Linked DNA regions of Homo sapiens: regions 1 and 3 are each linked to region 2. The links are chromatin loops, found by intact Hi-C in ENCODE. Cell type or tissue: PC-9. All regions are shown on one strand.

The links. Hi-C counts contacts between places; a loop is a spot of excess contacts. Peaks named below come from ENCODE experiments on the same cell type or tissue, not always from the same donor. Only the 100,000 strongest peaks of a DNase experiment are listed, where the experiment ranks them.
Region 1: a loop joins it to region 2, with 6 times the contacts of the local background. A loop is called at or near these places in 2 of 110 quality-filtered maps.
Region 3: a loop joins it to region 2, with 7 times the contacts of the local background. A loop is called at or near these places in 2 of 110 quality-filtered maps.

Annotation. Positions count from the first base shown.
Region 1 is chr2:142,636,899-142,644,898 of GRCh38, reverse strand. No RefSeq gene overlaps it. Among named protein-coding and RNA genes, the nearest start is that of KYNU, 240 kb to the left of the region's middle. In PC-9, a CTCF peak has its summit at 4,107 (motif pointing right); no DNase peak of the experiment used is centred here.
Region 2 is chr2:142,976,122-142,984,121 of GRCh38, reverse strand. The region is part of intron 8 of KYNU (kynureninase); the gene reads right to left. Among named protein-coding and RNA genes, the nearest start is that of KYNU, 100 kb to the right of the region's middle. In PC-9, CTCF peaks have their summits at 2,933 and 3,134 (motif pointing right); DNase peaks (open chromatin) are centred at 3,201 and 3,661; H3K4me3 peaks cover 251 bases; H3K27ac peaks cover 2,113 bases.
Region 3 is chr2:142,900,197-142,908,196 of GRCh38, reverse strand. All of the region lies in intron 2 of KYNU (kynureninase), which reads right to left. Among named protein-coding and RNA genes, the nearest start is that of KYNU, 27 kb to the right of the region's middle. In PC-9, no CTCF peak of the experiment used is centred here; DNase peaks (open chromatin) are centred at 326 and 4,276; H3K4me3 peaks cover 601 bases; H3K27ac peaks cover 4,003 bases.

The sequences.
Region 1 (8,000 bases), 340 kb after region 2:
CATACTCCCATTGCTCTTGCCTTGGGAGTTATACTATAATCTATGTTTAAAACTAATCCAGTTACCTTTCAAATTCCTGTGCAAGTCTGTTTGATAAAGGCCGAGATTTCCAAACACAGGCCTATACATATAATTGTTTCATTCATATTTTTGTGTATAATATTTTAATAAGCCATTCCATTCTTCAATCAAGAAGATGGGGTAGCTTCCATGTCAGTAGTCTCTAAAATGGGGTATGTGAGCCCCTGGAGTTACACAGAAATCTACAAAGGTGCATTGATCTGGCCTTTTAAATTTGATTTATTCTCTTTCCTTCCTTTCCTAATACGTTTCCCTTTCCTACCTCTCTCTTTGGAAAAGGAAGAGAGTTTTCTGTCCTGAATCTTGCTATATTTTCTGCTCAGGAGGCAAAAATGAGAGATCCTAACCACAGGACAATTCAAACAATATACTTTGGAAAAAGAAGTTTAATCATGAAAATTCAAGGTTGTGTACATCTATATTGGTGCTTTTAAAATTGAGTATCTTTTACAAAATACACTGCTTAGAAATGGAGTAGTTTGGCCTTTGTTGAGATATTATAAAATTGGATATTTTACATAATGTGAATGATAAGAATGACGATTTTCATTTAAAGACTTCATAACTTCTATTGTCCGTTTATAGTTTACTCTTTTGGGGAAGTATTTGATAAGAACAAAGCAAAGACAGTATTAGTTAAAAATTATGAATGTGAAATTATATTTAATGTCTTTAAACATAAAAATTCTTTTCAGTTATTTTAACATTAAGCCAATGGATCTGTTATTTGCTAGAATCTTCTAGCAGAGGAAAGATTACAGGTTATGATATTTATTATTTTAAATGAACTAAGAATGTTTTTCAAATATTATCAAATAATCCAGGTTATGTTCCAGAAAACTCACAGATAGACATTTTGCATGACTTTGTCTAGATTCAGTGAATGTTTTATTTTATTTTATGTTTTGAGACAGAGTCTCTCTCTCTTTTGCCCAGGCTGGAGTGCAGTGGTGCGATCTCGGCTCACTGCAACCTCTGCCTTCCAGGGTCAAGCAATTCTCCTGCCTCAGCCTCCCGAATAACTGGGATTACTGCCATCCACCACCACACCCAGCTAATTTTGTATTTTTAGTAAAGACAGGGTTTCATCACGTTGGCCAGGCTGGTCTCCAACTCCTGTCCTCAAGTGATCCGCAGAAGTCGGCCTCCCAAAGTACTGGGATTGTAGGTGTGAGCCACCATGTCCAGCCTCAGTGAATGTATTTTAATCAGGTTTTACAGTCTATTTAACGAAATCGTATCCCAAAATATTCTACTTATAATCAAATTATCATTTTATTTCATCTTATAAAATGCTTAGCACTTTTTCTACATCATGTTAACAAAAACTAAATCTTACCTAATCCTAAACTCAGTGTATATCTTATGTTTAACAGTAATTTTTTAAATTAAATCCATAGAGACAGTTTAGTTGTGCTTCTTTCATGAAGCTATTTCTGGGTTTTTAAAAAACATTTTTAAAGTTTCACTTATTTAATTTTCCTTTGATTTTTCATGCATAGTTTTATGAATTTGTTTTTAAATTTAATTTTGTTTAATAATTATGTAAAACATTTACATTTTTGCAAAGCCAAATCTGCAAACAAGATTCATTCAGAGGAGACTGGCTACTATAACTATCCTTCTCCCTAGTTCTTCCTTCCCACAAGTAAGATTTAAAAAAAAAAAATTTTGTTTTATTCTTTTAGTTTTTCAGTATAAATGCATGTGTGTTGCTTTTCCTCCTCCTCTTTCTCGCGTACATGATAGAGGACTTTACACACATTTCTCCATTTTGTTTTTTGTGCTTCACTTCTCTGCTTTTCCTGAAGATTACATAGCTACTCATTTGTTTTTATAGCTGTGGAGTCCTAATCCTTGGGTGAATGCATGACACAACGGGTCTTCACTTTGGTGGTTCTCAGTCTTTACAAACAGTACAGGATCAAAAAGTCTTGCCACATGTCCTTTTGCACTTGCCAGTCATGTTTGGGTTAGATTCCTGGAAGTGAGATTGCTGGGATTAAGAATAAATATAAAATTTGCTAATATTGCAAAATTTCCCTCCATAGAAGTTGAATCATTTTACATTCCCGCTATAATTTTATGAGTCATTGTTTTCTCACAACCTCATCAGAATAATACATTGCTAAACTTTTAGATTTTTGCCAATCTTATTAAGAAACTGCGTCTCAGTATAGTTTGGATATATAGTTTTCTCTTATTTTTATGCCATTTCCTGGTTTTGATATCAGGGTAATAGTAGCCTCATCGAACAAATGGGAAATGTCTTCCTCATCTATTTTCTGTAAGAATTTGAGAAAGATTGGTCTTAATTCTTCTTGACAAGATTGGTAGAATTTGCCAAGGAAGCCATCTGGGCCCGCAGTTTTCTTTGTGGAAAGTTTAAACATGAATATTTCAATCCTTTTACCTTTTATATGTCTGTTCAGATTTTTCTATTTCTCTTTGATCAGCTTGAATAATTTGTGTCTTTTCAGGAATGAGTCCATTCCGTCTAGGTTTTTAAATTTGTTAGCATACAGTTATTCATGGCATTTTCTTATAATGTTTTCTACATTCAGAAGGTCAGTAGTGATGTCCCTTTTCTATTTCTGATTTTAGTAATTCAAATCTTCCCTCTGTTTTACCTGGTCAGTCTAGCTAAAGGTTTGTCAATTTTCTTGACCTTTCCAGGGAACCATTCATTAGTTTCATTCATTTTTTTCATCTGTTTTTCTATTTATTTTATTTTATTTTATTTTATTTTATTTTATTTCCACTTTTGTCTTATTTCCTTCTTTCTGCTTGATTTGGGTTTAATTTGTTCTTCTTTTTCTACTTTATTCTAAAGTTGAAAGTTAGGTTATTTATTTGAGATTTTGTTTTCTTAATATAGGTGTTTACAGCTATAAATATCCCTCTGAGTGCTGCTTTAGCTGCATCCTATAAGTTTTAGTACATTTCATATTGTTCATCTTAAAATATATTCTAATTTTTCTCGAAACTTTAACCTACTGGTTACTTAGGAGCACACAGTTTAATGTCCACATATTTGTGACTTTCTCATTTTTTTTTTCTATTACTGATTTCTTTTTTTTCCCCTCAACTTTTATTTTAGATTCAGGGGTGTATATTTGTTACCTAGGTATATCATGTGATGCTGAGGTTTGGGTATGAATGATGCCATCACTCCAGCTACTGAACATAGAACTAAAAGTTTGTTTTTCAACCCATGCACTGCATCCTCCCTCTCCCAGTAGTATTTCCAGTGTCTATTGTTGCCATCTTTATGTCCATGAGTACCCCATGTTTAGCTCTATTTATGTGAGAACACGTGGTGCTTGGTTTTGTTTTCCTGCACTAATTTTCTTAGGATAATAACCTCCAGTTGCATCCATGTTGCTGCAAAGGTTACAATTTTTGTTTGTTTGTTTGTTTGAGACAGAGTCTCACTCTCTTGCCCCAGGCTGCAGTGCAATGGTGCCATCTCGGCTCACTGCAACCTCCATCTCCCAGGTTGAAACAATTTTCCCATCTCAGCCTCCCAAGTAGCTGGGATTGCAGGTGCCCGCCACCACACTCAGCTAATTTCTGTATTTTTTTAGTAGAGATGGGATTTCCCCATGTTGGCCAGGCTGGTCTCGAACTTCTGACCTCAAGTGATCCGCCCACCTCAGCCTCCCAAAGTGCTGGGATTACAGACGTGAGCCACCACACCTGGCCAATTTTTTGCTTTTTTTTTTTTTTTAAACAATGTTTTTATTCCAAAACTTGCCTTTCAGAACCATTGTCTTACCATGAACTCCTCAAATTCTATTTTGTTTTTTTTTTCATTTATATCTTTATTTATTTATTTATTTATTTATTTATTTATTTTATTATTACACTTTAAGTTTTAGGGTACATGTGCACAATGTGCAGGTTAGTTACATATGCATGGCACATGTATACATATGTAATTTTTTGCTTTTTTATGTCTTTTTTATACATTGTTTTTATATAATTACTTGCAAAAGTTAAACACTAGAGGTCACTACAGTTATGCACTGGCGTTTACCCTATGAACATAATGCCTATTATTATACTCTTCACTTTTGAAAAATATATAAATTTTATGTATATATTACATTTAGTACTAAAAATAAAATTATAAGACAAATAATTTGGCTTCTTTTCAAAACTTATTTTGAAAAAATAGAAATTATGTCAGACACCTATGCTTTTAAATCCGATTCAGCTAATTTTAGCAATGCATGCTGTAAGATGGATTCTACAATTTATATATAAATAATTTATATATTTCTCTAAATACTATTAATGCACTTAATTACTTTTAAAAAATGATGCCATACTTTATTTTATAACCAAAGATAATTCTGATTGGCTGGTTAGTTTGATAATGAAAATTGGATTTGCTAATTAAGCTAGTTTGTGTTTATGTTCCATAAATGAGATGAGCCGAATCTGTGGCTTTAGTGTTTTGATAACAACATATATCAATGATAAATGATATCATTGATTAGAGCATTTTATCATGTATAAATGATAAATGATGAGAGCATTTTATCATGTATATTTTACTGGCAAAACGTATTAAAACAATAGTTAGACAACTTAACCACTTTGGAGTGCACTCAATTCACAAAGTTCTCAAAGTGAATGAGAGAAGGAAGGGAGGAAGGGAGAGAAGGAGGAAGGTAGAAAGAAAAGAAGGAAGAAGGAAAGAAGGAGTGAAATAAACGGTATCAACTTAGAATAACGATTATTTAATAAATTATTCTAATACTTTATTGGTATATTTTCCTGCAATTAAAAAAATACCTTTTAAAATAGGTTAATGAGTCATTTTTGCAAGTGAGGGCATCTCTATTTCTTTTATCTCAGTAAAATTAAAAGGATAATTAATTTGTTGGATGATATATAATTTATAACATCATTTAATCATAGATGACTACGTGAATTTTTGCACGCTCTTTGAAAGAAGACAAGTGTGTGTTATCACTATTAAAAACAACACATGGAGTCCGTTATCCTAAGTGAAATAATGCAGAAACAGAGAGTCAAATACCCCATGTTCTCATTTGTAAGTGGGAGCTAAATAGTAGGTAAACATAGACATGTAGAGCAGAATAATAGACATTGGAGACTTTGAAAGGTGGGATGGTGGGAGAGGGGGAGGGTTGAATTTATTGGGTACAATGTTCATTATCAGGATGATGGTACATTAAAGGGTGAGACTTCATCACCACACAATATATGCATGTAAGAAATCTGCACTTGTGCTCTCTAAATATGTAAAAATTAAAAAAAATTTGAAACCCACAAAACAAGACTCCTTTCTTTCTCATGTATTAATATAATACGATCATATTTTGTCAGTGTATACATCAGTACAAGTGAAGTACAGGAATGAAACTTAGGTTAAATCTTGTTTTATTATATCACAAATAACAGTAATATATGTGTGCAGGAACTATTTAAAAACACAAGCTACAATCATCTCAACAAAAGATTTAATAATTTTTAATAAGATTTAACAATAACCAATTAAAAATGTATTTTAATATATACTTTATTTTGATCAATTGAAATTAAGACTAATTATAGTGATAATTTAATTAAAAAATAACAGAATCTAGAGCAAATAGCAATTTTAAAGTTTTAAGTTGTATTTATATTTTTTGTTGCTGGGATATAAGAGGATCGACAAAAGTCATTCAGGCATGTAATATTTCATATTGCACAAGATTATATGAGGGAAGTAGAATGAAAATACGATTTCAGGGAAAACATCATATAAAATTTTTCATTGTTAAAATTAAGCTTCTTTTTTTGACAGATGACAGGTATTTACTGTTACTATGATAGTCAGATTACATTGCTTCCATTTAAGCAGTTATTTTATTTTAAAATCTCAATACCTACACTGTAACTGGTTTCATAGTCTTCACAATTTCTTTTTCCTAAGAACAAATTTTAAATGTCAATTTAATATTTTGGAGTTAGTATGTAGTTTTTGAAATTTTTTTAGACACACATAAACAAAAGATAAAGTACTAAAGACTGCTGTACTAGGTAATAATATTACTGTTTCTTTTAATATGTGCACTAGACAATTTATTCTCTGATCTCTGGATGAAACCATTGACTAGGTTCCTGAAATCTGAAGTCATTGTTGATGATTATATAGTGTAGATAGAGTCAACCTGAGATCACATGGTAGAAGAAGACTCCTAAGCCTGTGGTGGCGACGCATAATTCCAAGAAGTTAGTTTCTCCGCAATTCTTTCTGCTGGCCCTGAATGCAGCTCCAAAGGACATTTGATGAACACAATTCAAACAGCTTATTTAATGCTGATTAACTAAACCTGGAACAGAGCTCCACATTGCTCTATAATTTAGACGCTTTGGAATTTAAGTTCTAGAACTACAGGCCCGACTGAGAAATGCAATAGGCAAAATACATTAGCCAAAATGCAGTAGCCATTATTGTTCCATCCATTAAAGACGTTTATATAAAAGCTTTTAACTAGGACTTCAAGATTCTCCATTCTGTATAACCTAATAATTGGCCTCAGCCATACCTATTTTGATATGGGCAAGAATCAAGTGAGGTCAGTTGAAGACATCCACCCTCCACAGGACCTAACCTCACGAAGGTCAACTTCTATTAACTAACGAGTAGCCCTGGATGTGTAATGATATCCACTTACTAGGAGACATCGTGCCCATAAATGGCAATGACCCACTGAGGACAATCCCGTGTTAACTGCACTAATTTTAGTGAAAACTTAAAGCAGCCTCCGTGTCTTACCCATAAACTTTGATGCTCACTTGTATTTTGGTCACTAAGTACAGGTCTTTGTCCATTTCTGAAAGTCCTAGGACAAGACGAAGGTGTTATGGTTTTAGAACACTAATTAATGCCTCCCTCCGTTTTAAATTCTGAATTTACAACAATTCAAATAGCAATTTCTAGGAGGCAAATAAAATTTAAAACGTCACCTTTAATACTGATTACTGCTGGCTGGAAGGCATGCTTTTATATGTGCAGTGAAAAGCACTTGCTAAAATCCTGCACTTCTCTACAGTTTAAATCCTAAAACAACTCACTTGTAACAGTAGCCAAGAACTGTTGCCTCTTACCTGGGATGGTAAAAAAGAAAGAATGAGTCTTCGGTATTGTCAATTTAAAAAAAATAGATTAGTTCCATCAGTTAGAAGCATGGGCAGACTCATGCCACCAGCAATTGAAACTTAACTGCATATTTTTTGTGATATGTAAACATTAGGGAGAAAAGATAGAGATGCTACTGTAACAGAAATCCCTCCGCATGAAACTATAAGCTCAAACACCATAAATACAGAGGAAAACCCTAAGCTAGTGGGATGGTTAATTCTATGTGTCAACTTGGCAAGATCATGGGCAAACTTCAGTCTAAATGTTGTCATAAAGGTATTTTTTAGATGGGATTACCTTTAAATTAGGAGACTGAATACAGTAGATTACCCTCCATAATATGCGTGGACCTCAGTTAAAGATCTTAAGAGAGAAGACTGGCCAGGTGCAATAACTCACGCCCCCTATATCTCAACACTTTGGGATGCTGACGTGGGACAATCTTTTGAGCCCAGGAGTTCGAGACCAGTCCAGGCAATGTAGCAAGACTCTGTCTTTACAAAACAACAACAACAACGACAACAACAAAAGAATTAGCCAGGCATAGTGGTGCAAACCTGCAGTCCCAGCTGCTCAGGAATTTGAGGCAGGAGGATTTTTCAAGCCCAGGGATTTAAGGCTGCAGCTCTAATCCTGCGTCTGCACTCTAGCCTAAGTGACAGACTGAGACTTTGTCTCTAAAAAATATAAACAAATAAATAAAAAGAGAAAAGACTGAGGTATCTTGGGGAATAATTCGGACTTCACACTGTCTTTG
Region 2 (8,000 bases):
ATTTTAATATAATAAAGTACAGAAAGTTCAGTGATTCAGCTTCAAATTCCATACCAGAACTCCTAAAAAGTTCTCACTTGTCAAATTCTGATGCAGTATCAAAGAATACACAAAATTGACGGAAAGGCTATTCAACTACTCCTGCCTTTTCTGATTACATATCTTCATGAGTGCCTATTTTCTTTGTAAGATTCAAAAAGAGAAAAAAAGAGATTGAATGCAGGTATAAAAAACCAGCTGTCTTTTATTAAGTCAGGTGCTAATACGATTTGCCATATATAAACAATGCTACTGTTTTTTAAAGAAAACATAGTTTGTATAACAATATTTTGCTTATGTTAATATGTAATGCATTTGTTGTTATTCTAAAACAAATAAATACATTTTAAAATTTTGTTTTAATTGCAAATACAGTAAATACAGATATAGAGCCAATGTCAAATCTCCTAAGACCCTCAGTGGTTTTTAAGAGTGTAAAAGGTTTCCTTTTCTAAAAAGTTTCTGAACTGCTGCTTAAGTGTATCCTAGTAATATGAAAGAGTCAATAGTTTTCTTGTTTAGCATTTAATCCCACATCATGTGCATATTTAATCAGTTCAAGTATATACACTGTTATAAATTCTATCAATGGTTCTGCTTCTCTGCCCTCTCTTGCGCCCATGTTATTTGCCATGTAAGTTCTAGTTCCTCCACTGTGGGTAAGGTGTAAGTTTCAGCCACTGGGATCAGCCATGTGACTTGTTTAGACCAACAGAATGTTAGCACATGTAATAAAAATAGTCTCAGAAAAGTACTTGAGTGACTAAGCTTGCTCCCTCTTGCTCTCTGCCATCTCTATGAGAAGGACTTGCTTGGGCCAAACTGCTGGCCCAGATGGAAGATAAAAGAAATGTGGAGCATAATCATCCTCACCTGAACTCAATCTGGATCAGCTGCTCCTCCATGCCCTCCTCACCCCTTGCAGTTTGCCACAGAAACATGAATGAGCTCAGCTGAGACTTGCAGAACCCCTCCAGCCAAGTCCTACCTTGATGCTCTGATGCCAAGGTGATCCATAAAATCAATGGTTATTGTTTTAAGACAACAAGTTTCAAGATGATTTGTTACACAGCATTTTAAGGGAAGAGTGAATTGATATACTCAGCTCCCAAAAACCAAGACATCCTTTACTTGGTCTTAGGAATTACCCCTGCCATTCCTCTTAAAGAGTACAAGATACCAAAGGATCACAAGATGGAGGCTTGGATCAGTTACTGCGTGAGTTCTTCTAGTTCTCATGTTAGAATAAGAGTAACAATCCTTGCTTAATACTATTTGGTAAGCAAAATATGCATACTTTGATACAGTACAGATCCTCAATGTGAGCCAGCTGTTTTATATGGTGCTTAATTTTTAAAAAGTATTCTTATCCAAAAATAAAGAGGAAGAATGAAGTTGTTTGGGAGAGAATTTCAAAGTTTAATATTAACTCTACTGTCTCCTTCATACACATTGACTTTGTACCCTAAGAGTCTCTTCTGATCTGACTCCATTCTGTTTTAGTTATTTACTTGTCATGAGGTTTTAAGTGTTTTGTGTGTCTGCCTAGTGGAATTCACAATGTTAAAAAAGCAAGTCTCTGTTTCCACTAAATTCCCAGAAGCACAAACTGGAACAATGAATACATATTATCCAAATTGTACCCAAGTAGGAAGTTTCTAATTTATTTGCTGATGATCAAAGTCATTTAACTTACTGCATATCAAAATGTTGCAATGTTTACTGAGAAAATATAAAGATTCATTCCACATTAAGACAACTTTGTACATGAACATGAATTTAAAAACTGGCTAAATGCAGGTGATAGAACTTTGCAAAACATTTTACCTCTGGGTTTGTGTATGACTGGTTTACCAAGTGTAGTTTACTATGTGTACGATTAGTTTACCAAGTGCACATACCTGCTCCAAACTAGATTTTTTGGAACACTGAAGGCACACAACTCTCAATGGAATTAAAGTTTTTGAAGTAAATACTTAAATAAATTTTAGAAGTGTTCTAACACTTCCTAAGAAAAAAAGAACCCCAAATTACAAATACAGGTGTTTTCCCTAGAGAAGAGACATGCAAACTATAGTCTGTTTCTGTAAATTTAATTTTGGATCACGGCCAGTCTCATTTGTTTAAATATTGTCCATGGCTGCTTTTACGCTACAGCAGCAGAAATGAGTTGTTGCAACAGGGACCATATGGCCCACAAAGCCTAAAATATTTGCTACTTGGTTCTTTACGGAAAGATGTGCTTACCTCTACCCTATAGGATTGGTTTGCATAAAGAAACCTCAATATACTGAAAAGTTAATTAATTAAAACCTCATTCACTATAGTATGACTGGAGTTAGTATCTCACAAAAGGACAATATATCAGCACAATATAACTGTATTTTGAGGGAGGAAGGGAGATTAATTTATTCTTTGTTCCTCACCAAAGAAAATGAGCAATACGTACCATGAAAATAAGACAAGTGCTCCATTGTAATATAAGTTTAAGGAGTAATAGGACATGAATATAATTAATCTTCATCAAAACTTAGAAGTCATCAGGTCATCACAACCTAGGTTTGGAGACTAATGTTTAGCTTTAACAGACACACACACACCCCTCCACACACATTTATTTGTTTATATTTTAAGATATACTTATAATACTGAAATTCCATATGGGGAAAAAAGTTAATTATTCTAAATTTGAAACTCTCTTTTCTTCTCTTCAACATTTCCAATTAAAGCAACTTTTATGAAGCAATTTTTACAGCTCAGATTTTCACAGATTTGTTTTTACAACTCAATTTTTCTAAGAAAACTCAAGAAATAGAAAAAGCAGCACTTTCATTATCAATTACTTATAAAGAATGGCACACTGAAGAAACCACAAACCTTTATGTACAATATCCCATTATGAAAATCCTTCTGGCCACATTTGTGGTACCACGTTGAAAAATCAAGTATGACTTCTACACTATGTTTAATGCATTTGTAATTATTTCCCCATTGGTTGGTAGACAATATAAATTATTAAAATATAAAATGTATTGAGAAAAGAACTGGAAGATACAAACATGAATATCACTGCAAAGTGATTTCACAAAAGTGTCACTAGATGGCAGCATCTTAAACATTAAAAAAATCTAATGGTTCTCCAAAACCTTTCTACAGCCATCCAGTTATTTTCATTGTTTTGCCTCATGTAGGTAACATGATATGCATATGTGAAAGCAAACACTCTATACTTGAGTAGCTACTTTATGCAATTTTTCAATAAAAATCAAGTATTTTTCAACACATTTTATTTAAAATTACCCACAGGTGCTCACACTCATGTTGATACAATCACACTCATACTGACACAGCTCACACTCATATTGACACAACCAGCACAGCATTGTTCAGCCACCATGCCACCTTACTTTATAGTCAATCCAAAACTTGCAATCATTTTCAGGCCATTCTGATTATTTCCAGCCTGCCTTCCTCCCAGAAACATTATAAATCATACATTTGATTATAAGACTCACTGCCTTTGTTCACAGAGCCCCCATTAATTTCAGAATGCAACTCATAGTCCTTGGTATGGTTATCAGAGGTGTTTGAATCAGAGCAACTCCATCTTGAGTAGGGCCTGGGTAAAATAAGGCTGAGACCTGCTGGGCTGCATTCCTAGTAAGTTAGGCATTCTAAGTCACAGGATGAGATAGGAGGTCAGCACAAGATACAGGTCATAAAGACCTTGCTGATAAAACTGGTTGAGTAAAGCTGGCCAAATCCCACCAAAACCAAGATGATGACAAGAGTGACCTCTGGTCATCCTCACTGCTCATTATAAGCTAATTATTAGCATTATAAGCTCATTATAAGCTAATTATTAGCATTATAAGCTAATTATAAGCTAATACATTAGCATGCTAAAAGACACTCCCACCAGTGCTAGGACAGTTTACAAATGCCATGAAAACATCAGGAAGTTACCCTATATGGTCTAAAAAGGGGAGGAACCCTCGGTTCTGGGAATTGCCCAACCCCGTCCCAGAAAAATCATGAATAATCCACACCTTGTTTAGTATATAACAAGAAATATAATAACCATAAAAATGGGCAACCAGCAGTCCTCGGGGCTGCTCTGCCTATGGAGTAGACATTCTTTTATTCTTTTACTTTCTTAATAAACTTGCTTTCACTTTACTTTATGGACTCACCTTGAATCCTTTCTTGTGAGAGATCCAAGAACCCTCTCTTGGGGTCTCTTGGATTGGGAGCCCTTTTCTGGTGACATAGCTATTTATTTTTTATTTTTTAAGTTTTTGTAGATGAGTTCTCACTACGTTGCTCAGGCTGGTCTTGAACTCCTGGGCTCAAGCCATCCTTATGCCTCGGCCTCCCAGCGTGCTGGTATTGCAGGTATAAACCACCATACCCAGCCCTCCTGGGTATGACTAAAGATCTGTATGATCTGTTAGTGCCCCTTGTTCAGATACCCCATATAGACTTCTCTCTATTTACATAAACTTTTCCCTTTCCTGGGGATGTGCTTTCTCTCCTCCATTTGCCTAGCAAGCTCAGATTTTGATCACCAGATAACTTTGAGTGAAGATTCTTTAACCATCTTTCTCTTCTCTCTTATTCTACTGCCCTGTTTGTATATCTCTCTTGTAACAATTTTCTAATCTTACTGTCTTCTCTCACACAGTATGAACCCAAATAATTGTTGAATAAAAAAATAAATGAATGAACAAATAATAAAGTCTTACAAAAGTCAATAGCTATTCTCTAAAGTGATGTTAAATTTGTAAGAATATTATGTGAGGGATTCTGTTTCTGATGCAATTTTATTGCATGTGCTCTTTATTCAGAAATGACATCTTTTAGAATGAAGTATCTTGGGCAAAATAGTAGTTGAGAATATGTTCAAAATCATTCTCAATTAACAAGAAATATCGTGTGTGTTTTGTCTTTGCCATCTTCACTAACACAAAACTAAAATTTTTTCTAATTAGTGAAATAATATGATACATAGGGCCTGTGCTGAAATTTCCAGGAGAAAAGCTAGCTCACTCTTTCCTAACTTTGATTAATTGCCTATTGAAATGAAACATAAAATGGTAAAGCTGAAGTATTTTCCTAGTAGCATTAAAGCTCTGATCACTTTATTGATTGATTTGGTATCAAATTGATTTTGGACTATTATTATTGTTATTATTTAGTTTATTCCTTTTTCACCAAGATTAAATCCTGTGAACTGTGAAGACTCTTAATAATTAGCAAATTTGGTATGAAAAATAGTACTTATACAAGATAAGATATTTGTCACTATACCCGGGGCTGATATATAGATGGTATGCATTGATACGCTCTTATTAATTATTAAAATAATAAAATAGTTAAGGTACATAAAAAGTCTTTGTCCTAAGCCACCTGACTAACCAACCATGGTTGCAGCCCTTGAGTTCATGAGAGGTGTCTGCGAATATCAGCCTGTGAATGTTCACTGCTAGGGACTGGCCCAGACTCCAGTGGATGAGACAATGCCTTTGCCAGTGCCACTATCATTATGGTAGGTGAATTCCAGGTGACTATCAGTACCTTCTAATAGGCTAATGATGGATACTACCTGGTATTAACATGGAGTATGACCTTCTTTGTGACTGTGGGAAATGCAGCTTCTATACCATACCAATCAGAACTTTAAGTGTTCTGAATATCATTTCTTGCTTGATGCAAAAGTAATAAGAAACAATCCAAGAACTACAGTGCTATAAATTTGGACAATATTACTTTTTAAAAAGTATAATGGGAAATTTAAAGAAAATGAACGAAAAAAAGAAAACGGTATAGGGAGATGTGTGTCTGGGTGTGTGTGTGTGCACACATGCTGGTCATCTTTATATAGAGGGTAGGAATAAATGATTAGCAATAATAGGTTGGCTAGTTAACTCTGATATTGGAATTTCCCAAAGGAATTCCTAATTAGGGAGTTTTTGAATAGTACTAGAGAAAGTTGGGAATGGAAAGGAGGAAGATGAAAGCTGGTAGGTTTTTTTGCCACAGTCTTGGAGCATTTAACTTTCCAGAACTCATTCAAGTGTTATGATTCAAAAGCATACTTAGGTGCTAAGTTAAAAACAACAGTAAATATTTCTATAAGAGGGGCCTCCACTATCTCTGTAAATGCCTCTTTTCAGAGTGAATTTCTATTCTGAAAGTTCTGCTTTTCATGCAGACTAAATTTGCCACGGCCTTCAAAAATCCTTCTCACTCTTTATTTTTCCTTTCCTCCCAACTCTCTGGTTATGAGTAGGAACTAAGCATTATTTGCATATTATGTTCATGCTGTACTTAAAGTCAGTAAGTTCTACAGGTCACAATTCCTTTCCAAAAATTATTTAATATAGCTATCTACTATTTTATGCAATGTATTAAGCTTCATTTATTTATATCAGTATAGTATAGTTCAATGAGAATAGCAACTCCTCACTATTAAAACATGAAACAATAGAAAATGAAAATCAACACAAATAAAAAGGAAAAAGACACAATCTTCAAGTGGAGCTTCAGTGAAATTTAGTAGAAATCATGTCACACGGCAACCAGAACCAAAGCTTACGTTTTCTGCAGGACAAAACCAGAATACTGTTCCAACTTATTTTAATCCTATGGCTCTTATAGTTAATATAAGATATCAAAAAATGAATATGATTATTCATATATATATATATCCACACAAAATTCCATCCAGGAAGCTAGCCACCTGAAAATCAATTCTAAATGCTCACATTTTAGTTGAGCACCAAACAGGAACAGAAACGAGAAAAATTCAGATGGTAGAAAATATTTGAGCCTCAATTTTGTAAACCACAGCTAAAATTCTAAGGCCCCATCTGAATGGACCCCTCCTCTTGGCCAAGGGCATTCCAGAGTTAACCTGAGAAGCTAGTTCAAGCCATGATGGAAGAGGGGATGGACATACTTCATTATGCTTTCCAACATTAACATCAACACAGACCATAAGTCTGATAAGAAATATTTACATTCTATTCCCTCTGAAGCCTGCTACTTGGAGGCTTCATCTGCGTGATAAAACCTTGGTGTCCACAGCCCCTTACTGGAACCCAGCCATTCCTTTCTATTGATAATAACTCTTTCAACCAGTTACCAAAAATATTTTCAAATCTACCTATGACCTGGAAGCCCAGCCCTCTCCTCCCCAGGCTTTCAGCTTCGAGTTGTCTTTCCCTTCCAGATTAAACCAATGTAAATCTGGTATGTATTTACTGATGTATTATGTCTCCCTAAAATGTATAAAAGCAAGCTGTACCCTGACCACCTTGGGCACATGTCATCAGGAGCTCCTGAGGCTGTGTCATGGGTATGTTCTTAACCTTGGCAAGATAAACTTTCTAAATTGACTGGGACCTGTCTCAGATACTTTTGAGTTCACAACCTTCTGATAAATTACCTAAAATTAAGGTAATTTACCTAATGATAGATTTCAAATATATCTTTTACCAAATATTTTAAAATGTAAGTGCATAGAGAAGGCGATCATTACAAAAAACCTTTACACAACAAATAACTTGGAAAAACCCCGTTGTCCTAGAGCTACTGAATGACTGTATTTGTGTCAATATATACAAACAGAGGAGACAACAGGCCCTGGTAGAGACAACACTTCTCCATGCCACTCAGGTGGGCTAATGCTAGAGAACTGGATGCCATGAATATACTTGGGAGATTCCAGAAAGGTTAAATGTGGAGCCTTGATAAGTAAGCAACAACAAAGAAAGGGCCCCAGGTGGGGAAGAATAATGAATAATTGTTCTGAGAAATGTTAATCACAAGTAACCTGTGGACACAGTGACCTCCTTCCACACATAGCCCCAGCAGCATGGCTTCGGTCAGCATGTGGCCCCCTCCAGCACAACCCCATAAAACTTCCCTCCACCCCTTGCCTCTCTGCAGACAGCCTC
Region 3 (8,000 bases), 76 kb after region 2:
AAATTAAAAAGCTACATTAGGACAGAGGTGAAGGGCCAGTCCAGTTCCCCCAAAGGCTAAAAGAATAAAAATCTCAGCATACTTCTAACTGCCAAACACACACATATACAAACACTCAATAAACAAACTCATATTGAAAATCAGGTGTAAGTTTAATTGAGAAATTACCTATATTTTCCTTTTCCTTTTGCAAATTGAAGAGGAAACCTAGAAGTAACAATATGTTTTGATGGAAAAGCAAAGGTAAGCTCTAATTTTTTTTAAATGGCTTGTCTGTGTAAAGAATATTTGAAGTATTGAGAGACAGGACTAGCTGGATTTCCTAGGTTGACTAAGAATTCCTAAGCCTAGCTGGGGAAGGTGACCACACCCACCTTTAAACACAACGCTGGTAACTCAGCTCACACCTGACCAATCAGGTAGTAAAGAAGGCTCACTAAAATACAAATTAGGCTAAAAGAAGGAGGTAAAGAAATAGTCAAATCATATATCACCTGAGAGCACAACGGGGGGACAATGATCAGGATATAAACCCAGGCATTTGAGCAGGGAGTGGCAACCCCCTTTGGGTCCCCTCCCATTGTATGGGAGCTCTGTTTTCAGTCTATTAAATCTTGCAACTGCACACTCTTCTTGTCCGTATTTGTTACGGCTTGAGCTGAGCTTTCGCTCACCATCCACAACTGCTATTTGCCACCATTGCAGACCCGCCATTGACTCCCACCCCTCTGGATCTGGCAGGTTGTGCTCCTGATCCAGCAAGGCACCCATTTCCACTCCTGATCGGGCTAAAGTCTCACCTTTGTTCCTGCACAACCAAGTGCCGAGGTTCATCCTAATCAAGCTGAACACTAGTCAGTGGTTTCCATGGTTCTCTTCCATGTCCCACGGCTTCTGATAGAGCTATAACACTCACCACATGGCCCAAGTTTCCATTCCTTGGAATCTGTGAGGCCAAGAAGCCCAGGTCAGAGAACAAAAGGCTTGCTGCCATCTTGGGAGTGGCCTGCCCCATCTTGGGAGCAGCCCACCATCATCTTGGGAGCTCTAAGAACAAAGATCCGCTGGTAACATTTGGTGGCCTCGTATGGGGATTCTCCAAAGCAGTGAGTAATATCAGACCACTTTTGCTTGCTATTCTGTCCTCTACCTTAGAATTGGAGGAAAATACCGGGCACCTGTCGGCTGGTTAAAAACGATTAGCATGGCCACCGGACTAAAGACTCAGGTGTGAGGCTTCCTGGGAAAAGGCTTTCTAACAACTTCTGGGTTGGGAGAGTTGGTCTGCCTGGAACCAGCTTCCACTTTCACAATTTTCCTAGGGATGCCAAGGGTCAACTAGAGGCAGAAAGCTGTCGTCCTGAACCCCTGGCATTGGCCGGTCGAGATCATGGTGCAGGCTAGAAGTCTCTACTCAACAGTCGCCCATGTGTGCGCCCCTACCTGTCCTTCTGACCCATACCTCTTGGGTCCTAACCATGACTTTCTTGAAAGTGTAGCCCCAAAATTCTCCTTACCTCTGAATCTACTTCCTCCAATCCCTGCCTCCTAGATACTAATGCTTCAGACTTTCACTTTCTCTCCCAAGTATTAGAGTAGGTTGTATCTCCAAAGGGATCTAAGGAAGCGCTATGCTGCATCCTTAGGCATCTAGGCTATGAAACCAGGGAATCTTGTCCCTGGTGCCCCTCCCAATTTAGGTATATAACTTTTGACATGGGCAGTTATGTGGGACCCGTTCTCCACCACTCTTGCCAGGCCCTGAGTTTGTAAATGGCTAGGATTCCTCTCTCATTGTTTAAGATGCTCTCCTCCCCTAATTTCTACCCAGCATCCCCCGACCCACCACCCCACAATGCAATCTTCAATACAATCTTCAAGCCTTGGCTCCTTGGCCAGGGCCTTAGAACTGATGACCTAGTACTTTAACTTCTGGAACTGGGTCTACAACAACATAATAGATCAGGATGAAAGCAAATTGAGTAAACTAAAGGGAGGCACATATTCCTATAGTGGCAAATGGGGTCAACAAGCGAACTTCCTTCTGCTGTTTTCCAAAATCCATCTACAGAGACAGAGAGGAGACAGAGAGAGAGACAGAGATGAGAGAGAGAGAGAGACAGAGAGGAGAGAAAGAGAAAGAGGCAGAGAGAGAGAAAAGGGAGAGAAAGAGACAGAGAGGAGAGAGAGAGAGACAGAGATGAGAGAGAGAGAAAGAAATAGAAAGATAGAAGTAGTAAAGAAAAACAGTGTGCCCTATTCCTTTAAAAGCCAGGGTAAATTTAAAACCTATAATTGATAATCGAAGGTCTTCTCTGTGACCCTATAATACTCCAATACTACCTTGTTGTCAGTGTAAACAAGGGCATAGCCAGAAACACTGAGACCACTGACAACCTGTAGCCTTCCTATCAAAAATTCTTAACCCAGTAACCCACAAATGGCCCAAATGCATTCAATCAGTAGCGGTAACTGCTTTGCTAACAGAAGAAAGTAGAAAAATAACCTTTAGAGGAAACCTTATTGTGAGCACACATAACCAGTTCAGAGCTATCCTAAGTCAAAAAAGCAAAAAGGTAGCTTACTAACTCAAAAATCTTAAAGTATCGGGCTATTCTATTAGAAAACGGTGATTTAACACTAACCACTGAAAATTCCCTTAACCTAGCAGCTTTCCTAACAGGGGATTTAAATCTTAATTACCATACAAAGGTCCTACCAGACCTAGGAGGAACTCCCTTCGGGACACAAGGATAGATGCTTCCTCTCGGGTGATTGAGAAAAAAACCACAATGGGTATTCATTAATTGATAGTGAGACTCTTGTGGAAGAAGAGTTAGGAGAATTCCCTAATCGTTGGTCTGTCAAACGTGTGAGCTGTTTGCACTCAGCCAAGCCTTAAAGTACCTACAAAACCAGCAAGCCCATCTTTTTCTCCTTGCTCTCCTCGTAGGAAAAAGGCACATAAGATAAACAGGATCCCTCTCTCATATTTCGTACCCAAAAGGACTTAATCTGGGGCAACAAAAAGCTTAATATCAATATTTAGGGCATATTCCTACAAAAGTAAAGAAGGACAAAGACCCTAGTGGGCAAAGAACTCCATCTCACTCCTGACTCAAAAGGTTACCTTCACCCTCTCTGAAACGAATTTGCATAAGAACTGTTGTTTATGGGAATGCATCTTGATGGGCAGCCAGGTTGTTATGAAAGACTCAGGAACTCAGCCCAGCTCTAGGACTCACCCCTGAGCACAAAGGCAATGTTGGGCACGCTGGTAAAGGACCACTAGAATCCAGCAGCCCGGATCCCTTTCTTTGTGGTCAAGAAAGGCGGGAAAAGGGGTGCAGGACTGCTACATTGGTGAGCACAACTAATCCGATAAGCAGAGGTCCATGGGTGGTTACACACCGTGGAAAGGACCATAGAGAACACTGTAGAACTAAGCTCATCAGAAAATGACTAGGGGTGCTGGCAAAACATTCCCCCCAAGGCAAAAACACCCCTAAAATGTATTCTGGAGAATTCGGCCTTGTCAGAGTGTATGTACCTTTTTCCCTGTCAGACTTGAAGCAAATTAAAATAGACCTAGGTAAATTCTCAGATAACCCTGTTGGCTATATTGATGCTTTACAAGGGTTAGGACAATCCTTTGATCTGACATGGAGAGATATAATGTTACTGCTAGATCAGACACTAATCCCAAATGAGAGAAGTGCTGCCATAACTGCAGCCTGAGAGTTTGGTGATCTCTGGTATCTCAGTCAGGTCAATGATAGGATGACAACAGAGGAAAAAGAACAATTCCCCACAGGCCAGCAGGCAGTTCCCAGTGTAGACCCTCATTGGGACACAGAATCAGAACATGGAATTGGTGCCACAGACATTTGCTAACTTGCTTGCTAAAGGACTAAGGAAAACTAGGAAGAAGCCTATAGATTATTCAGTGATGTTCACTATAACACAAGGAAAGGAAGAAAATCCTACTGCCTTTCTGTAGAGACTAAGGGAGGCATTGAGGAAGCAAACTCTCTGTCACCTGACTCTGTTGAAGGCCAACTAATCTTAAAGGTTAAGTTTATCACTCAGTCAGCTGCAGACATTAGAAAAAAACTTTAAAAGTCCACCTTAGGCCCAGAGCAAAACTTAGAAACCCTATTGAACTTGGCAACCTCGGTTTTTTATAATAGAGATCAGGAGGAGCAGGCAGAACAGGATAAACGGGATAAAGAAAAGGCCACCACTTTAGTCATGGCCCTCAGGCAAGCACGACTTCGGAGGCTCTGGAACAGGGAAAGTCTGGACAAATTGAATGCCTAATAGGGCTTGCTTCCAGTGCGATCTACAAGGACACTTTAAAAAAGATTGTTCTAATAGAAATAAGCCACCCCCCTCGTCCATGCCCCTTATGTCAAGGGAATCACTGGAAGGCCCACTGCCCCAGGGGACGAAGGTCCTCTGAGTCAGAAGCCACTAACCAGATGATCCAGCAGCAGGACTGAGGGTGCCTGGGGCAAGCGCCAGCCCATGCCATCACCCTCACAGAGCCCCGGGTATGCTTAACCATTGAGGGCCAGGAGGTTAACTGTCTCCTGGACACTGGCGTGGCCTTCTCAGTCTTACTCTCCTGTCCTGGACAACTGTCTCCAGATCTGTCACTATCCAAGGGGTCCTGGGACAGCCACTAGATACTTCTCCCAGCCACTAAGCTGTGACTGGGGAACTTTACTCTTTTCACATGCTTTTCTAATTATGCCTAAAAACCCCACTCCCTTGTTAGGGAAAGACATTCTAACAAAAGCAGGGACCATTATACACCTGAACATAGGAAAAGGAACACCCGTTTGTTGTCCCCTGCTTGAAAAAGGAATTAATCCTAAAGTCTGGGCAACAGAAGGACAATATGGACGAGCAAATAATGCCCGTCGTGTTCTAGTTAAACTAAAGGATTCCACCTCCTTTCCCTACCAAAGGCAGTACCCCCTTAGACCCGAGGCCCAACAAGGACTCCAAAAAATTGTTAAGGACCTAAAAGCCCTACTCCTAGTAAAACCATGCAATAGCCCCTGCAATCCTCCAATTTTAGGAGTAAAGAAGCCCAATAGACAGTGGAGGTTAGTACAAGATGTCAGGATTATCAGTGAGGCTGCTGTTCCTCTATACCCAGCTGTACCTTACCCTTCTACTCTGCTTTCCCAAATACCAGAGGAAGCAGAGTGGTTTACAGTCCTGGACCTTAAGGATGCCTTTTTCTGCATCCCTGTACATTCTGATTCTCAATTCTTATTTGCCTTTAAAGATGCTTCAAACCCAATGTCTCAACTCACCTGGACTGTTTTACCCCAAGGGTTAAGAGATAGCCCACATCTATTTGGCCAGGCATTAGCTCAAGACTTGAGACAGTTCTCATACCTGAACAGTCTTGTCCTTTGGTACATGGATAATCTACTTCTAGCTGCCTGTTGAAAAAACCTTGTGCCATCAAGCCACCCAAGCGCTTTTAAACTTCCTCACCACTTGTGGCTACAAGGTTTCCAAACCAAAGGCTCAGCTCTGCTTACAGCAGGTTAAATACTTAGGGCTAAAATTATCCAAAGGCACCAGGGCCCTCAGTAAGAAATGTATCCAGCCTATACTGGCTTATCCTCATCCCAAAACCCTAAAGCAAATAAAAGGTTCCTTGGCATAACAGGCTTCTGCCAAATATGGATTCCCAGGTACGGCAAAATAGCCAGGCCATTATATACACTAATTAAGGAAGCTCAGAAAGCCAATACCCATTTAGTAAAATGGACTCCTAAAGCAAAAGCAGCTTTCCAGGCCCTAAAAAAAGGCCTTAACCCAAGACTCAGTGTTAAGCTTACCAACGGGGCAAGACTTTTCTTCATATGTCACAAAAAACAGAAATAGCTCCAGGAGTCCTTACACAGGTTCAAGGGACCAGCTTGCAAACCATGGCATACCTAAGTAAGAAAATTAATGTAGTGGCAAAGGGTTGGCATCATTGTTTACGGGTAGTGGCGGCAGTTGCAGTCTTAGTATGTAAAGCAGTTAAAATAATACAGGGAAGAGATCTTACTGTGTGGACATCTCATGATGTAAACAGCATACTCACTGCTAAAGGAGACTTGTGGCTGTCAGACAATCGTTTGCTTAAATATCAGGCTCTATTAATTAAAGGGCCAGTGCTGCAACTGCATACTTGCGCAACTCTTAACCCCGCCACATTTCTTCCAAACAATGAAAAAGATAAAACATAACTGTCAACAGGTAATTGTTCAAACCTATACCACTCGAGGGACCTTCTAGAGGTTCCCTTGACTAATCCCTAACTCAACTTGTATATTAATGAAAATTCCTTTGTAAAAAAAGGACTTCAAAAGCGAGGTATGCAGTGGTCAGTAATAATGGAATACTTGAAAGTAATCCCCTCACTCCAGGAACTAGCTCTCGGCTGGCAGAACTAATAGCCCTCACTCGGGCACTAGAATTAAAAAAAGGGAAAAGGGTAAATATACATACAGACTCAAAGTATTCTTACCTAGTCCTCTACGCCCACACAGCAATATGGAAAAAAAGGGAATTCCTAACTTCTGAGGGAACACCTATCAAACATCAGGAAGCCATTAGGAGATTATTATTGGCTGTACAGAAACCTAAAGAGGTGGCAGTCTTACACTGCCGGGGTCATCAGAAAGAAAAGGAAAGAAAAATAGAAGGAAACTGCCAAGCGGGTATTAAAGCTAAAAGAGCCACAAGGCAGAACTCTCCATTAAAAATGCTTATAGAAGGACCCCTAGTATGGGGTAATCCCCTCTGGGAACCCAAGCTGCTACTCAGCAGGAGAAATAGAACGGGGAACCTCACAAGGACGTAGTTTCCTCCCCTCAGAATGGCTAGCCACCGAAAAAGGAAAAATACTTTTGCCTGCAACTAAACAATAGAAATTACTTAAAACCCTTCACCAAACCTTTCACTTAGGCATTAATAGCACCCATCAGATGGCCAAATCATTATTTACTGGACCACGCTTTTTCAAAACTAACAAGCAGATAGTCAGGGCCTGTGAAGTGTGTCAAAAAAATAACCCCCTGCACTGCAGGCCATACATTTCAATCCCTGTATCTTTTTTTTTTTTTTTTTTGAGATGGAGTCTCGCTCTTTCGCCAAGGCCAGACTGCAGTGGTGCAATCTCGGCTCACTGCAAGCTCCACCTGCTGCAATCCCTGTATCTTTAACATCCTTGTTAAGTTTGTCTCTTCCAGAATCAAAGCTATAAAACTACAAATTGTTCTTCAAATGGAGCCCCAGATGCAGTCCATGACTAAAATCTACTGCAGACCCGGACCAGCCTGCTAGCCCATGCTCCAAGTTAATAACATCAAAGGCACCTCTCCAGAGGAAATCTCAACTGAACAGCCCATACTACACCCCAATTCAGCAGGAAGCAGTTAGAGCAATCATCGGCCAATCTCTCAACAGCACTTGGGTTTTCCTGTTGAGAAGGGAGACTGAGAGACAGGACTGACTGGATTTCCTAGGCCGACTAAGAATTCCTAAGCCTAGCTGGGAAGGTGACCGCATCCATCTTTAAACATGGGGCTTGCAACTTAACTCATATCTGACCAATCAGGTAGTAAAGAGAGTTCACTAAAATGCTAACTAGGCAAAAACAGGAGGTAAAGAAATAGCCAATCATCTATTGCCTGAGAGCACAGGGGGAGGGATAATGATCAGGATATAAACCCAGGCATTTGAGCTGGCAATGGCTACCCTCTTTGGGTCCCCTCCCTTTGTATGGGAGCTCTGTTTTCACTCTATTAAATCTTGCAACTGCACACTCTTTTGGTCCGTGTTTGTTACGGCTTGACCTGAGCTTTCGCTTGCTATCCACCACTGCTGTTTGCCACCGTTGCAGACCCACCACTGACTTCCACCTCTCTGGATCCAGCAGTGTGTTCACTGTGCTCCTGATCCAGCGAGGCGCCCGCTGCCACTCC